2 separate regions of the Homo sapiens genome follow, and region 2 is linked to region 1. A link is a contact called in ENCODE Hi-C or POLR2A ChIA-PET data. All regions are on one chromosome and are shown on one strand. Each heading gives the region's core, a stretch centred on a gene start or an enhancer-like site at or near the end of the contact. The rest is flanking DNA. Distances are from core to core; before and after follow the strand shown.

Evidence for each region. Hi-C counts contacts between places; a loop is a spot of excess contacts on that map. ChIA-PET counts read pairs that join two places held with the same protein, here RNA polymerase II (POLR2A). Pooled maps may share reads with other maps.
Region 2: a loop to region 1 is called in a pooled map, with 2.4 times the contacts of the local background. The contact joins two enhancer-like sites. A Hi-C loop is called at or near these places in 2 of 50 pooled maps. POLR2A ChIA-PET finds 5 or more read pairs at or near these places in 4 of 52 experiments (OCI-LY7, Panc1, RWPE1 and 1 more).

What each region holds. Positions count from the first base shown.
Region 1 is chr9:33,776,830-33,780,805 of GRCh38, reverse strand. The region is part of intron 3 of UBE2R2-AS1 (UBE2R2 antisense RNA 1); the gene reads left to right. It also overlaps a transcript of PRSS3 not described here. Among named protein-coding and RNA genes, the nearest start is that of PRSS3, 17 kb to the left of the region's middle. RefSeq lists an enhancer at 1,664-1,723. Within about 2 kb of position 1,890, at least 3 of the 41 ENCODE cell types and tissues checked have a DNase peak (open chromatin) inside an H3K27ac peak, as active enhancers do.
Region 2 is chr9:33,922,268-33,926,680 of GRCh38, reverse strand. It overlaps UBAP2 (ubiquitin associated protein 2), which reads left to right. Exons shown (of 29, transcript NM_001370062.2): 22 at 17-64; 23 at 2,397-2,475; 24 at 2,681-2,886; 25 at 3,203-3,302; 26 at 3,388-3,495; 27 at 3,648-3,715; 28 at 3,803-3,994; 29 at 4,082-4,413. The coding sequence ends at 4,177. Among named protein-coding and RNA genes, the nearest start is that of SNORD121B, 9.9 kb to the left of the region's middle. RefSeq lists an enhancer at 1,326-1,565. Within about 2 kb of position 2,685, at least 7 of the 41 ENCODE cell types and tissues checked have a DNase peak (open chromatin) inside an H3K27ac peak, as active enhancers do.

The DNA.
Region 1 (3,976 bases), core at 641-3,140:
ATCATTATAGTAATGCCCTTCATTGTTTAACATCTGTTTTATCTGATAGAAGAATAGCAACTCCTGTCCTTTTTTGTTTTTCATTTGCTTGATAGATATTTTCCCCTCTCTTTGTTTTGAGCCTGTGGGTGTTGTTACATGTGAGATGGGTCTCTTGAAGGCAGTGATGGTTGGGTCTTGTGTTTTTATCCAGTTTGCCACTCAATGTCTTTTAAGCAGGTGTTTAGCCCATTTATATTCAAGATTAGTATTGATAGGTGTGATTTTGATTTCATACCCATGTTGTTAGCTGGTTGTTATGTAGACTTGACAGCATAGTTGATTTATAGTGCCTGTGGGCTATGTGCTCAAGTGTTTTATGGCAGCAGGTTCTCTAGATTCCATATTTAGCACTCCCTTAAGGACCTTTTGTAAGGATGGTCTACTTAAAATAAATTTCCTCAGCATTTGCTTGTCTAAAAAGGATTTTATTTCTCCTTCATTTATGAAGTTTAATTTGACAGGATATAACATTTTTAGTTAAATTTTTTTCAGGATGCTGAAAATAGTCTCCCAATCTCTTCTGGCGTATAAGTTTTCTGCTGAGAAGTCTGTGGCTAGCCTGATGGGGTTTCCTCTGTATGTGACTTGACCCTTCACTCTAGCTGCCTTTAGAATTTTTTTTTCTTTTACCTTGACCTTGGTGAATCTGACGACTATGTGTCTTGGGGATAGTTGTCTTATATAGTAACTAGCCAGGGTTCTCTGTATTTCTTGGAATTGAATTTCAACCTCTCTGGCAAGATTAGGCAATTTTTTTGGTGTTTTTCAAATACATTTTTGAAATTGCTTACTCTTTCTCCTCCTATTTCAGGAATGCCAATGAGTCATAGATTTTATATCTTTACATAATCCTATATTTGTTAGAGGTTTTTTTTTTTTTTTTTTTTTTTTTTTTTAGACAGAGTCTCGCTCTGTCACCCAGGCTGGAGTGCAGTGGCGCTATCTCGGCTCACCGCAAGCTCCACCTCCCAGGTTCACGCCATTCTCCTGCCTCAGCCTCCCGAGTAGCTGGGATTATAGGTACCTGCCACCATGCCCGGCTAGTTTTTTTATATTTTTAGTAGAGACGGGGTTTCACCATGTTAGCCAGGATGGTCTCGATCTCCTGAACTCGTGATCTGCCGGCCTCGGCCTCCCAGACTGCTGGGATTACAGGCGTGAGCCACCGCGCCCAGCCAGTTTTGTTCATTTTTTAAATTCTTTTGTCTTAATTTTCATCTAAGTTGATTCAAAGAACTGATCTTCAAGCTCTGAGATTCTTTCCTCAGCTTGGTCTGTTCTGCTGTTAATTAATAATTTACAGCAGAATTTACAGCAGAATTGCATTATTAAATTCTAGTAGTAAATTTTTGAGCTCTAGAAGTTTATTCTGATTCTCAAAATGGCTATTTCATCTTTCAGTTCTTGGATCATTTTACCGGGTTACTTGGATTCCTTGGATTGAGTTTCAAATTTCTTCTGAATCTCAATGAGCTTCCTTTCTATCCAGATTCTGAATTTTGTGTTTGTCATTTCAGCTATTTCAGACTGGTTAAGAACCATTTCTAGGGAGCTAGTGATCCATTTGGATGTAAGGGGATGCTGTGGTTTTTTGAATTGCCAGAGTTCTTGTGCTGATTCTTTCTCATCTGATAGGGTTGGTGTTCCTTTAACTGCGGGGTAAGTTGAGTATGGTCAGTTGGATTCATTTCTGGATGCTTTCAGAGGGCCAGGGCTCTGTACAGAATCCGCATATGTGGGTGAATTCTTGCACCTGGTTTCACATCTTGCATATATAATTAGCATGATAATTTTAGTGTGGTAGTTTGTGCCGTGATCCAGTAGATGGCGCTTAAGAGTAATGGCCGATAGCTAGGCTAACACCCAGCTTGTGTGGCTCTTGTACTTTCTTGTTCACAGGCATGCTCTGAGGTGGGTGGGGGAGAGAGATGGCCCCCTCACAAGGTTTGCTCCTAGGACTTGTGGGGAATCACCTCCAATCCCTGGCACTGCACCTGCATTTCTTTTGTTAGGTGTTCCAGGCTGCAGGGGACTCCTGAGGCAGAGGCTGCAACAATCCATGGACATGATTTATACTTCTATATTTTAAAACTGTCTTTCATTTCCTTTAGCAACTATTTTTATTTTTCTGTATACAAGTCTTGCATGCCTTTTGCTAAATTTAAATATTTTGTTTTTAATATAAATTTAGGTTTTAAAATTGAATTATCCAATTGTTTACCATTAGTATACAAAATATAATTTTTATATGTTGTAATAATAAATTAAGGTATGCACTTATTAATTTGAGTAGTTAATGTATAGTTTTTTAAATATTTGGATGTAAGTAGTCCTTTCATCTCTGAAAAAGGTTTTCCTTATCCTTTGATCTTCAGCTTTTTAGTATTTTTCTTGTCTTTATGCATCAGTACAATATGGAATAGAAGTGGTTAAGAGTGAACATTATTGACTTCTTTATGATCTTGAACATGTTTAGTATTTAAGAAATAAAAATGGGAAGACGTTTAATATTTCTCTCATTAAGTGTGACATAAGCTGTTGGTTTCTTTCAGGTGCCTTTATTAGATTGAAGAAGTCCCTTTTTTCAACCTAATTTTCTGAGTGTTTTTATCATAAATGAGTTTGGGATTTTACCAAATTTTTTCTATCTGTAGGTATAATCAAATAGATTTTTTAAAATGTGTTAATAAGATGAGTTACATTGATTGATTTTTTTAATGTTAGACCAAACTGGCTCCTAGAATAGACTCTATTTAAATATTTGAATAATATTTTTGGATTCTGTTTTGATTTTTATTTATTGGCTTTTTGCTATACCTCTTTAATATTTTCAGGGCTATTCTGGAAAATAAAGAATGATACATTTAAAACTATTTGTCTACTTACTGTATTGTAGAAGTTTACTTAAAATATAAGAAATTTGCAACTAATAGATGTTTTTCCTACTCCCGTCCTTTAAGTTTTAGTGTCATTCTGTATTACATATATTTTATATATCCTATAATACAATGATGAAGTTTTTACTTTAACTAGTCTTACTTTTTTTTTTTTTTTTTGAGACGCAGTCTCGCTCTGTCGCCCAGGGTGGAGTGCAGTAGCGCGATCTCGGCTCACTGCAAGCTCCGCCTCCCGGGTTCACGCCATTTTCCTGCCTCAGCCTCCCGAGTAGAGTAGCTGGGACTACAGGTACCCACCACCTCGCCCGGCTAATTTTTTTTTTTTTTTTTTTTTTGGTATTTTTAGTAGAGACGGGGTTTCACCGTGTTAGCCAGGATGGTATCGATCTCCTGACCTCATGATCCGCCCGCTTCCGCCTCCCAAAAGTGCTGGGATTACAGGCTTGAGCCGCGGTGGCTCGACCTAAGACTCTTTACTATCTGACTACATTTCACTACTTCTTGTGCTCTTCATTTCTTCCTCACAATCCAAGCTTCCAACTGGTATTATTTCTTTTTTACCTAAGAGAATTCCATTGCCATTTACTATCATGTAGTTCTACTGCCAATGAATATTTTAATTTTTATTTATATTCAGATAACTTTACTGTGGTATTTTAATTTTTTGCTGAATATTTTATATCAAATTCTGGGTTTACTTTTTCTATTTCTTGTAGCACTTTAAAGCTACAGTTCCCTTCTCTTCTGGTATTCGCTTTTTTAAAAGGAAAAATTATCATTATTCATGTTGTTGTTCCTGGTATGTATGATTTTTCTCTGGCTGTTTGAAGATTTTGTCTTCTTTTCTAGTTTTGGACAATTTGACTGTGATGTGCCTAGGTAGGTTTTCTACAGATTATTTTTCTGAAATTCTTTTTATATCTTTCAATATACTTTTTAATTAGGCTTTTTAAAAAATATTGTTTTTATCCATGCTTTTTAATATTTATATCTCCTCTTCTTTCACTCTTACTCCAATTGCACACATTTTGTACCTT
Region 2 (4,413 bases), core at 1,436-3,935, 150 kb before region 1:
TCTGGTTCTCACACAGATCTATGGCTATGACGAGCTCCAGATGCTGCAGTCACGGCTGCCAGTGGTGAGTGGGGTATGGACTGGTCGGAGCAGAGGGTTCAGAATCTTTTACATGTCCCCCCTCTTATGGTCTTGGCTGCCACACTCTCTGGCCCTTAGGATCCTCTGCCTGAGGAACCTCTCAGCACCACTACTGAGAAAGCTGTTTTCATCTGGCGGTTGTGCCAGGCGTGACCATAGCTTTAGCACAGAGTATCCAGTGCTCATCCCTGGGAAACATGAAGGCCTTTGGGACCTGGGGCCCTGGTAGGCCATGTCCCCTGTTAAATGTTGGTCCTTATCTTCCCTCCTCCATCTTGTTTTCTCTCTCTTTTTTAAAAAGAAAAACCATATGACACAAGACATGGAGGTTGCTTACGTGGCCCTGGAGTTTTATACTGTCTTCCTCTTCCTCAGAGTACCATATAGTGTCTTTGGTCTGAGATGGCCAGTGACTGCTCTTCTGCAATCAGCTGAGTGAGTGGCTTGAGCTGATGGTCTTTAAGGTCTCTTCTGGGTCTGGCCTCCCATCTAGATTTGTGAGAATGCCTGCCCTGGGACGTCCCTGGTGGTTGCAGCCTTACTCTGAGACCAGGGTTGCCTCTTTCTTCTGACCGTTGGTGCCAGAATGCAGTGTGGGCCTTTCCTGGGATAGCCACATGAACAGAACTGTGGGGACAGAGGGGAATAGGCCCGCTCCTTGCCCTGCCCATGGGCAGGACTTCCTCCTGGGAGCCACTGTCTTCTTGCTCTGCCATTTCCCAGGGCACTTGTCAGAGAGTTGCAGGCAGTTTGGACACCACCTCTGCTGGATACAGTCTTTCCTGTTGCTGGAGGAAGAGGCTTTCTCCCTTGTGCAGTGATGCCTTCTTCCCCGTGGGTGTTGCTCCCTTCTCTGCTGCACCACAAAGAGCTGACGGAGCTGCTCTTGTTTCAGAAGAGTAGCCCTTTCCACTGGCTGGCCGTATTTCCAGAAGCAGAGGCCTAGCCTGGGAGCGGAGCGGCTTCTCCCCACTGTGCAAACCAGCAGCCCTTTAATCTGCCGGCCAAAGGCCCAAACTGCAGGAGGTGGTGCTGAGCCCCGGGATTCATTCTGCTTCAGGGGCTCTCCGTGGTCTCCACACTTATTCACAGCACTCTTTTGGCTTTTATCACTTTGTGCCTTAGAGAAAACACCCTCTGGAGCCCACCTTTTGAGATATGTTGCTCTTTCTATCCCTCGGGTTGTTTGTTCACCTCTGCTGCTTGTGAGCCTAGTTCCTGCCTGGAGAATTCTCGTGTTCTGTGAAAGTGCTCCCCCTTCTGGGCTTTCTCTGCTCCCGTCCTCAGTTGTGCAGCTCTGTGTGTTCCCAGCTCTGCCTCTTCCGGGGGTTCTAGGCTGCTATGGGTTTCCGGGAGGTTTCCTGGAGGGTGTGAGTGCCATTCCCAGCCAGGATGGCTCCTTTCTGGGATCGGGCACAGCCCAAGGGCTTTGCCTTTCCTCAGGGGCCAGGTGTGTCCAGGAGTGCGAGGCCCTGGATGGTGAGTGAGGGTCAGGTCAGACCTCCCCTCCTCCACGAAGCTCCACTGTGCTTTGCCGTCTCTGTCTCCACACTTTGTTGTATCTGCCATACTTCCCCCAAGTCCTGGGCCAGGGGTGTCCAATGTTTTGGCTTCCTTGGGCCACATTGAAAGAATAATTGTCTTGGGCCACACATAAAATACACTAACATTAAAGATAGCTGATGAGCTTAAAAAAATTGCAAACAAATTTCATGTTTTAAGAAAGACGAATTTGTGTTGGGCCACATTCAAAGCTGTCATGGGCCGTGGGTTGGACAAGCTTGTCCTAGGCCATGTCAGTGTTTTGAGAGCAGTGTAGGTGGTGACAGGCCAGTTCTGGGCTTCACCTGGGGTCCTGCTTATTCCCGTGCCTACCTGGCACTGCCCCCTGTCCCCCCTTAAACCTTTCAGGCCCCTGCACTTCTGTTGCCTCCTTTTTCAGGTCTGCTCTGTTTAGTCAGCTTTCCTAGCTGCTCTAGTCTCTCACACAGAAAAGCCAGCGAAGTTGGTTCAGCCCGAGGCATTCACACAAGCACCTGCCTGTGGTGTCAAATGGATGTGTGAGGCTTGGTCTCCAGCAGCTCTGCCTGGTGAAGCTGCAGGGTTGGCCGGTCTGTGTGCTTATGTGTTAGGCAGGCCGCCTAGTTGCACACTCTTCCGAGGGGCACCATTTACTTGGCGTTCCCTGGGACTGCTGGCTCTCAGGCATGGAGTCTGTTTCAGGAGTGTGGCGTCACCACTTCCATGTGCTGGTTCTGCTCTCCTGGGAGTCAAGCAGGGCCAGTCGCTGATCAAGCCTCCCTGGTCTCTCCTAGGACTACTATGGAATTCCCTTTGCTGCACCCACAGCGCTTGCCAGCCGAGATGGGAGCCTAGCTAATAATCCATATCCAGGTGAGTTTGCTCAATGGATGAGGAGTAGCCCGGGGCCGGCCTAGCGCGAACTCCAGGAGCTGGGAAGCAGCAACAGCAAGCTGAGAGAGGCCTCTTAGTAGCCTGTGCTGAGCTGGCAGCCAGACCTGTTCCTGTTTGCAGAAGCCAGTGTGGCCTTTCTCTGGTTGGAGGAAGGGCAGTGGCTGGAGTCAGTGCTCTTTCCTAGGTGATGTCACAAAGTTTGGCCGTGGGGACTCTGCATCCCCTGCACCCGCTACCACACCAGCTCAGCCACAGCAGAGCCAATCACAGACCCACCACACAGCCCAGCAGCCCTTCGTGAATCCTGCACTGCCACCTGGCTATAGCTACACTGGTCTTCCCTACTACACAGGCATGCCCAGTGCCTTCCAGTATGGCCCCACCATGTTTGTGAGTATTTCAGAGGGTGTGACTGTGTCTCCTGGCCTTGGGTTGCTGGCAGGTGGAAACCTGGGACCTATCTTCCAGCAGGGAGGGAGGGTTGTGATTCCACTCCGTCTTACCTGGTCTTCAGAAACTGTTCAGGCTGGGGACAAGGTCACTTTTCCCCTGCTGTGTTTAGATCCAGCATGTGTTGCACTAATGAAAACACAGGTCCCCTGTGGTTGTGGGTATGTCACCTGCTGCCTTAGGCTCTGGCAGGGGTACCTGACCAGCCTCAGCTTGCCTCTTCCTACACTAATACCTCATCTGCTTGCCCCCCCAGGTCCCTCCAGCCTCAGCCAAGCAACATGGGGTGAACCTCAGCACTCCCACACCTCCCTTCCAGCAGGCCAGTGGTTATGGCCAGCACGGCTACAGTACAGGTGAGGGGTACTTCCCAGACAGAGACACATGGGGTTAGACAGGCTTGCCTGGCTCACACTTGCCTCTTGTACCCTGCCACGCTAGGTTATGACGACCTGACCCAGGGGACAGCAGCAGGAGACTACTCCAAAGGTGGCTATGCTGGATCATCGCAGGCACCAAACAAGTCTGCAGGTTCTGGGCCTGGCAAAGGTAGTGTTTACCTCTCCTTTCCAGGATAAGGCCTGGAGTGGTGGGCTCCTGCCTGATCCCCTCTCAGGCAGGGCAACCCCTGAGTGATCCTGGAGGTGGGGAGCCTGGAGCTGGGAACAACTGCTGTGGGGAACAACTGCTTTTCCTCCTAGGAGTATCAGTGTCTTCAAGCACCACTGGTCTACCTGATATGACTGGTTCTGTCTACAATAAGACACAGGTGAGGGACAAAGGTGGGTTGGGTGTATAGGTTTTTGAGAGGTTACAGCCCAACCTGACCTTCACCATTGTCTTCTTTGCCCTGTAGACTTTTGACAAGCAGGGATTTCATGCAGGGACGCCTCCACCTTTCAGCCTGCCCTCGGTCTTGGGCTCCACTGGGCCCCTGGCCTCGGGAGCGGCCCCTGGCTATGCACCCCCACCATTCCTACACATCTTGCCAGCCCACCAGCAGCCCCACTCACAGCTGCTGCACCACCACCTTCCGCAGGATGCACAGGTGAGTACAGTGATGGAGGCAGCCACCCTACTCTGGGCCAGGGGTTCTGCTCCAGCCTTGACAGCCTTCCCTTCTCCTCTTCCTCAGAGTGGCTCGGGTCAGCGCAGCCAGCCCAGCTCCCTGCAGCCCAAGTCTCAAGCCTCCAAACCTGCCTACGGCAACTCTCCATACTGGACAAACTAAACCCAGAAGAGAGGGGTGGGCTGGGGCAAGGCTTATCCTGGGCAGGAGAGAACACACGAGCACGTATTTGGGAGCCCAGTGCCCTTTCCTAGAATTCCCGACATGTGTCAGCCATGCCTCTGTGGGGAGTCTGCCTCCCAGACTGGCTACTGTATGTAATGTATTTATGTATGTATTTGTAAATGTGATAGAAGTCTGGGGGGGAGTTGGGGGATGGCGGCAGATGTTAGCCAGGT